Regions from separate parts of the Homo sapiens genome. Here region 1 is linked to region 2. Evidence: read pairs that join two places in POLR2A ChIA-PET (ENCODE). Cell type or tissue: PC-9. All regions are shown on one strand. Links, peaks and the distances in the headings refer to the core of each region. The heading gives the core; the rest is flanking DNA.

Evidence for each region. Peaks named below come from ENCODE experiments on the same cell type or tissue, not always from the same donor. Only the 100,000 strongest peaks of a DNase experiment are listed, where the experiment ranks them.
Region 1: POLR2A ChIA-PET joins it to region 2 with 10 read pairs; 8 of 35 experiments call an interaction of 5 or more read pairs at or near these places.

The regions. Positions count from the first base shown.
Region 1 is chr17:41,893,650-41,896,554 of GRCh38, reverse strand. The region is part of intron 14 of ACLY (ATP citrate lyase); the gene reads left to right. LOC124904005 (a long non-coding RNA gene) reads right to left here. Exons shown (of 2, transcript XR_007065757.1): 1 at 1,167-2,905; 2 at 789-832. Among named protein-coding and RNA genes, the nearest start is that of ACLY, 24 kb to the left of the region's middle. RefSeq lists a silencer at 2,812-2,905. In PC-9, for the core only: no CTCF peak of the experiment used is centred there; a DNase peak (open chromatin) is centred at 1,414.
Region 2 is chr17:41,825,701-41,828,605 of GRCh38, reverse strand. NT5C3B (5'-nucleotidase, cytosolic IIIB) reads left to right here. Exons shown (of 9, transcript NM_052935.5): 8 at 980-1,180. Among named protein-coding and RNA genes, the nearest start is that of NT5C3B, 9.1 kb to the left of the region's middle. In PC-9, for the core only: no CTCF peak of the experiment used is centred there; no DNase peak of the experiment used is centred there.

The DNA.
Region 1 (2,905 bases), core at 300-2,799, 68 kb before region 2:
GTGCTCTGTTTCCCCCTCCCCTGGTGGGTTGCAGTGTCGTCTGGTCTATTTTCTGTCCCTGCCTTGATGTGGCCTGACCCCAAGTCCTAAGTCTTCGCTCTTCCTCCCCTCCTATCCGTGCTCAGTACGCGCCCCACTCAGTCCTCTCCTCACTGTGTGGCTGTTTCTGGCTCCAAGCTTGGGAAGGGGTAGAGATTTTGGAAGGAGCAAGAGCCAGACCCACAGCCCTGGAGAGTGTAGTGGTGTCAAGGAGAGAGTGTCGCCTGGGAAGGAGGGAGCCATCCAACTAAATGGGGAGTGGCAGAGAGTCGTGGGCGTCTGTCACTGCTGGGGTGCAGAAGGGGAGCCACAAGTCACCCCTGCTTCTCATTTACATCTCCTGATGTCATTTTCCCACCTTTCCTGCCTCGGCTTCACCACTGCCAGCTTCATCCTCAAGCTCCAGGGACCAGTTTATCTTTTTCTGGGGTTGTGGTGGAGGAACAAAAGAGGTGAAGAAGGAGGTAGACGGAAGCGCAGAAGGGTGTGCAGCGGATCTAGTGACTGGGTAATTGGAAGGGGTATGAGCTTTGTCTGGTGTATGAGGTCACATTTTACAGTGGATACTTCTGTGCATGCGCATTCACCCACCAGCCTAGCTGAGTAGATTAATTGGTTCATGGCATCAGAGCGTCCATTTAACTTTGACATTCACAGCCGTGGAGGCGGGGAAGTCTTTGTTGTCCCCTTGCTAAGGGGAGGGGAAGGAGTAATTGGCAGGGTCGATAACCAGCTGGAAAGGCCTGGAATGCAGCACTGTGGCCACCTGGCTTTAATCCTGATGTTTTTGCCTCTGGAAAAAGTTAAGAGCAGAGTGAGCCCAGTGTGGAAAGAACAGGGACCAGCCCTGGTTCTCCAGGAGCTCTCTGTGCTCTGAAGGGGAGGAGGGTTATGAGGAGGGGGGTTATCCTTGTTACTTTCTGGAGTGAGAGAAATAAAAGGAGGGTGTGTCAGGGAGAACAGATTATGGCTGAGCGAGCCCTCCCCTCAGCGAGGCCAGAGGAGGCCTGGTGTAGGGGGCATAGCCCCTGGCACAGAGGTTCTCTCTGGAGCCTCTCTGCTGCTGGTGGGCTGAGGATACACCCTTCAGCTTTGGTTTCTCTGTGCTTGAGGAAGGGCCACTTTACCTCCACCCTTCCTGCTGGAGATGCTGGTAGGTTGGTAGATTCCAGGCTTTGTCTTGATTTCTGTAGCTGGCAGGGTAGATAGATCAGAGGCATGTGCACGTGCGTCACCTGGCGGGGGTGACATGATGCAGGCTTCCCCTGAGGATGGCGGGTCATGAACTCACACTTATATTCTCCCTCCTCACTTTCACAGTTGAGCTGCATTTTAAGTGATTGTGTAATCCTGGCTCTGATGCTGGATGACCTCGGACCTCAATCATTTGGCATCTCTGGGCTTCAGTTTCCTAGGACTGGGAAGTGGGAGAACTGGATTAGGTGGCTCCCCTTGTTCTGTGATCTCATGTCTCAGCAGAACCCGGGGGGTCTAGGTGACAGTAAATCCCAGGTATTTGCAACATCAGGAACCTTCTGTCATGAGAAGCTGTAAGGCTGTGATGGAAGAGGCAGGCCTGTACAGGGATTTAATGAGACCATGAACTTGGTTAGCCAAGCCTGCTCTAGTACAGTAGGTTAATTAATACGAGATGCCACTGGGCTAGATGCATCATTCTTCCTAGGGGAGCTCAGAACCTCCCTGAGGGCTGCTTTCCTCCTCTTGGACTTGCAGGGACCCAGAGGGGAAAGTCAACTGCCTGAAGCGTGGTAAAAGTCCTTTCCCTTTAGGCTAAGGACTGCACTTTTTTCTTTTTTTTTTTAAATATACTTGCTGCATTAAAATTTTCTTTTTAAAATTTTTGTGGGTACATAGTAGGGGTGCATGAGATATTTTGGTACAGGCGTGCAATGCGTAATAATCGCATCATGGAAGGTTTTTCTTTGTTGTTTTTTTTTTTGAGGTGGGGTCTCACTATGCCGCGGTGGCTGGTTTCGAATTCCTGGGCTCAAGTGATCCTCCCATCTCAGTCTCCTAAGTAGCTAGGACTCAAGCACGCACCACTATGCCCACCTAGAGAACTGCACTTCTACCAGCTCCTTTTGTTCCCTTACCCTTTTTTTTTTTTTTTTTTTTTTTGAGACAGGGTCTCACTCTGTGGCCCAAGCTGGAGTGCAGTGGTGCGATCTTGGCTCGCCGCAACCTCTGCCTCCTTGGTTCAAGTGATTGTGTGTTGGTTTCCCAAGAAGCTGGGATTACAGGTGCATGCCACCACGCTAATTTTTTTTTTTTTTTTTTTGAGATGGAGTCCCGCTCTGTCACCTGGGCTGGAGTGCACTGGCACGATCTCGGCTCACTGCAACCTCTGCCTCCCGGGTTCGAGCGATTCTCCCTGCCTCAGCCTCCTGAGTAGCTGGGATTACAGGTGTCCACCCCACCACACCCAGCTAATTGTTGTATTTTTATTAGAGACAGCGTTTCACCGCGTTGGCCAGGCTGGTCTTGAACTCTTGAGCTCAAGTGATCCACTGGTCTCAGCCTCCCAAAGTGCTGGGATTACAGGCGTGAGCCACCACACCTGACCTGCGCCTTACCTCTTAAGTGCCCACTGGAGGGTCTGTCCAAGAGCACTGTCCTGAGCAGGAAAGAGCCACCTGGTAGAAGGGAGAAGGACAGGAAAAACAGGAGAGCAGGTTGAGGGCACTGGCCCTGTGTAACTAGCTTGCTGCTCCTGCCTTGTGCAGAGCCCTGGCCAGAACCACAGTTAGCGATAAGGCTGCTGTGTCCTCAGCCCCGGCTGCACAAACCTCTTCTTTGGACCTACACTGACCTAGAATTCATGCTGATTCAAACCCTGACTGGAGCT
Region 2 (2,905 bases), core at 115-2,614:
TAGCACTTTGGGAGGCCGAGGCGGGCGGATCACTTGAGGTCAGGAGTTCGAGACCAGCCTGGCCAACATGGTGAAAGTCCATCTGTACTAAAAATACAGAAATAAGCCGGGCGTGGTGGTGTGTGGCTGTAATCCCAGCTCCTTCGAGGCTGAGGCAGGAGAATTGCCTGAACCCAGGAGGCAGAGGTTGCAGTGAGCCAAGATCACACCACTGCACTCCATCCTGGGTGACAGAGTAAGACTCTGTCTTCAGAAAAAAACAAAAACAAAAAAACTTTCAAAGGATCCTCTCTCTTTGGTGTTTGCCTGACAGTCAACTCTCTGCCCTGGGGTACCTAATTTATGGGCCTGCCCTGCCCTATGTCACTGTCATATTATTATGTGCCATTCTGGGTCCTAAAGGGCTTGGGCTTTGATTTGTTTTTCCCAAGCCAGAGGTGGGCTGCTCCAACTCATCCACGTTCTGACTTTTTTCCCCATAAAACTGATGGTTGGAATTTTCATCATGTTGACCTGCAGTGAGGATGTGGCCCGCAGCTGAGCACTAGCACATGTGTAACCTGAGTGGCATTTATATCACAGCTTCGTGCATCCACCAGAACAGATGATCTGCAATATTGGGTGGCTCCTGTTCATTTAAACTAGGAGTTACAAACTTATGCTGTAAAAGGCCCTGTCGTCGATATTTAGGCTTTATGGGCTGTGGCATCACTGTTGCAACTGCCCAACTTTGCCTTTATAGCACAAAAAAGCAGCCATAGGCATCATGTAAACAAATGAGTTTGGCTGTATCCCAATACAACTTTATTTACAAAAGCAGGCCAAGTCTGGCCCATGGGCCGTAGTTTAGGCTACAGTGAAGTTTTGGCATTATCTATCACTTTTGGGATTCCCTTTTCTCTGTGACAGAGACAGTGGAGAGCTGGTGCCACATGGGTCCCTGCAGCCCTTCCATCTGTCTCTTGTCTTCATTATTTAGGGTTTTCTCCAGGGATTTAAGGGCCAGCTCATACACACATACAACAAGAACAGCTCTGCGTGTGAGAACTCTGGTTACTTCCAGCAACTTGAGGGCAAAACCAATGTCATCCTGCTGGGAGACTCTATCGGGGACCTCACCATGGCCGATGGGGTTCCTGGTGTGCAGAACATTCTCAAAATTGGCTTCCTGAATGACAAGGTGGGTAGAGGACCAGGGCTGCTTCTCTTCATGTCTTTCTTCTCTTTGAATGCCCATTAACAAATGCCTTTGAACACATTCTCTTTTTTTATTTCTATTTTTATTTTATTTTATTTTATTTTTTTTTGAGACGGGGTCTCACTCTGTCGCCCAGGCTGGAGTGCAGTGGCATGATCTCAGCTCATTGCAAGCTCCGCCTCCTGGGTTCACGGGAGCCTCTGGCTCCCAAGTAGCTGGGACTACAGGCACCCGCCACCACTCCCGGCTGATTTTTTGTATTTTTAGTAGAGACGGGGTTTCACCATGTTAGCCAGGATGGTCTCAATCTCCTGACCTCGTGATCCGCCTGCCTTGGCCTCCAAAAGTGCTGGGATTACAGGCATGAGCCACTGCACCCAGCTTTTTTTTCTTTTTTTTTTTTTTTTTGAGATAGAGTCTCACTCTGTTCCGCAGGCTACAGTGCAGTGGCGCCATCTTGGCTTACTGCAACTTCCACCTCCCAGGTTCAAGTGATTCTTCTGCCTCAGGCAGCTGAGTAGCTGGGACTACAGGCATGTGCCACCACACCTGGTTCATTTTGTATTTTTAGTAGAGACGGGGTTTCTCCACGTTGGTCACGCTGGTCTCGAACTCCCGACCTCAGGTGATCTGCCTGCCTCAGTCTCCCGAAGTGCTGGGATTATAGGCATGATCCACCACGCCCAGCCTAAATAAAATAAATAAAATTTATTTTATTTTATTTATTTATTTTGAGATGGAATCTCACTCTGTCCCCTAGTGGAGTGCAGTGGCACGATCTCGGCTCCCTGCAACCTCCATCTCCTGGGTGAGCTGAGATTGCGCCACTGCACTCCAGTCTGGGTGACAGAGCGAGGCTCCATCTCAAAAAAAAAAATGGGTCGTGGTCAGGTGCGGTGGCTCATGCCTGTAACCCCCCTATTTTGGGAGGCCAGGGCAGGGGGATCACTTGAGGCCAGGAGTTTAAGACCAGCCTGGGCAACATAGTGAGACCCTGTCTCAACAACAGCAACAACAATTAGCTGGGTGTGGTTAGCATGCCTGTAGTTCTAGTTACTCAGGAGGCTGAGGCAGGAAGATCACTTGAGTCCAGGAGGTTGAAGCTGCAGTGAGCCAAGATTATGCCACTGCACTTCAGCCTACGCAGCAGAGTGAGATCCTATCTCAAAAAAGAAAGAAAGAAAGAAAGAAAGAAATTCAGTCCAGATGGATTAGAGGCAACATCTGTTTTTTTTTTTTTTTTTTTTTTTTTGAGACAGGGCCTCACTCTGTCACCTAGGCTGGAGTGTCATGGCTCAGTCTTGGCTCACTGTAGCCTTAATTTCCTGGGCTCAAGTGATCCTTTCTGCCTCAGTCTCCCGAGTAGCTGGGACTACAGGCACCCACCCCCATGCCCGGCCAATTTTTGTAGAGATGGGCTTTTGCCATGTTGCCTGGGCTGGTCTCAAACTCTTGGGCTCAGATGATCCTTCTGCCTCAGCCTCCCAAAGTGGCAACATCTGGTTTTTTGTTTTTATTCCTTGTTACTGTTCTTTTGTATTGACCCAAGGGTTAATTGTGGTAGCCCATGCCCATCCCTCGTCTGTCTCCAAAGGGTAGGCCCGGTAACCTTGAACTCCTTTGGCTCTCAAAAGGGAGCTGGGAGTTGCTGCTTGAATGCTCTCCTCCCCAGCCCCAGGGGCTTTGAGAGTGAGCTACGGAGGGCAG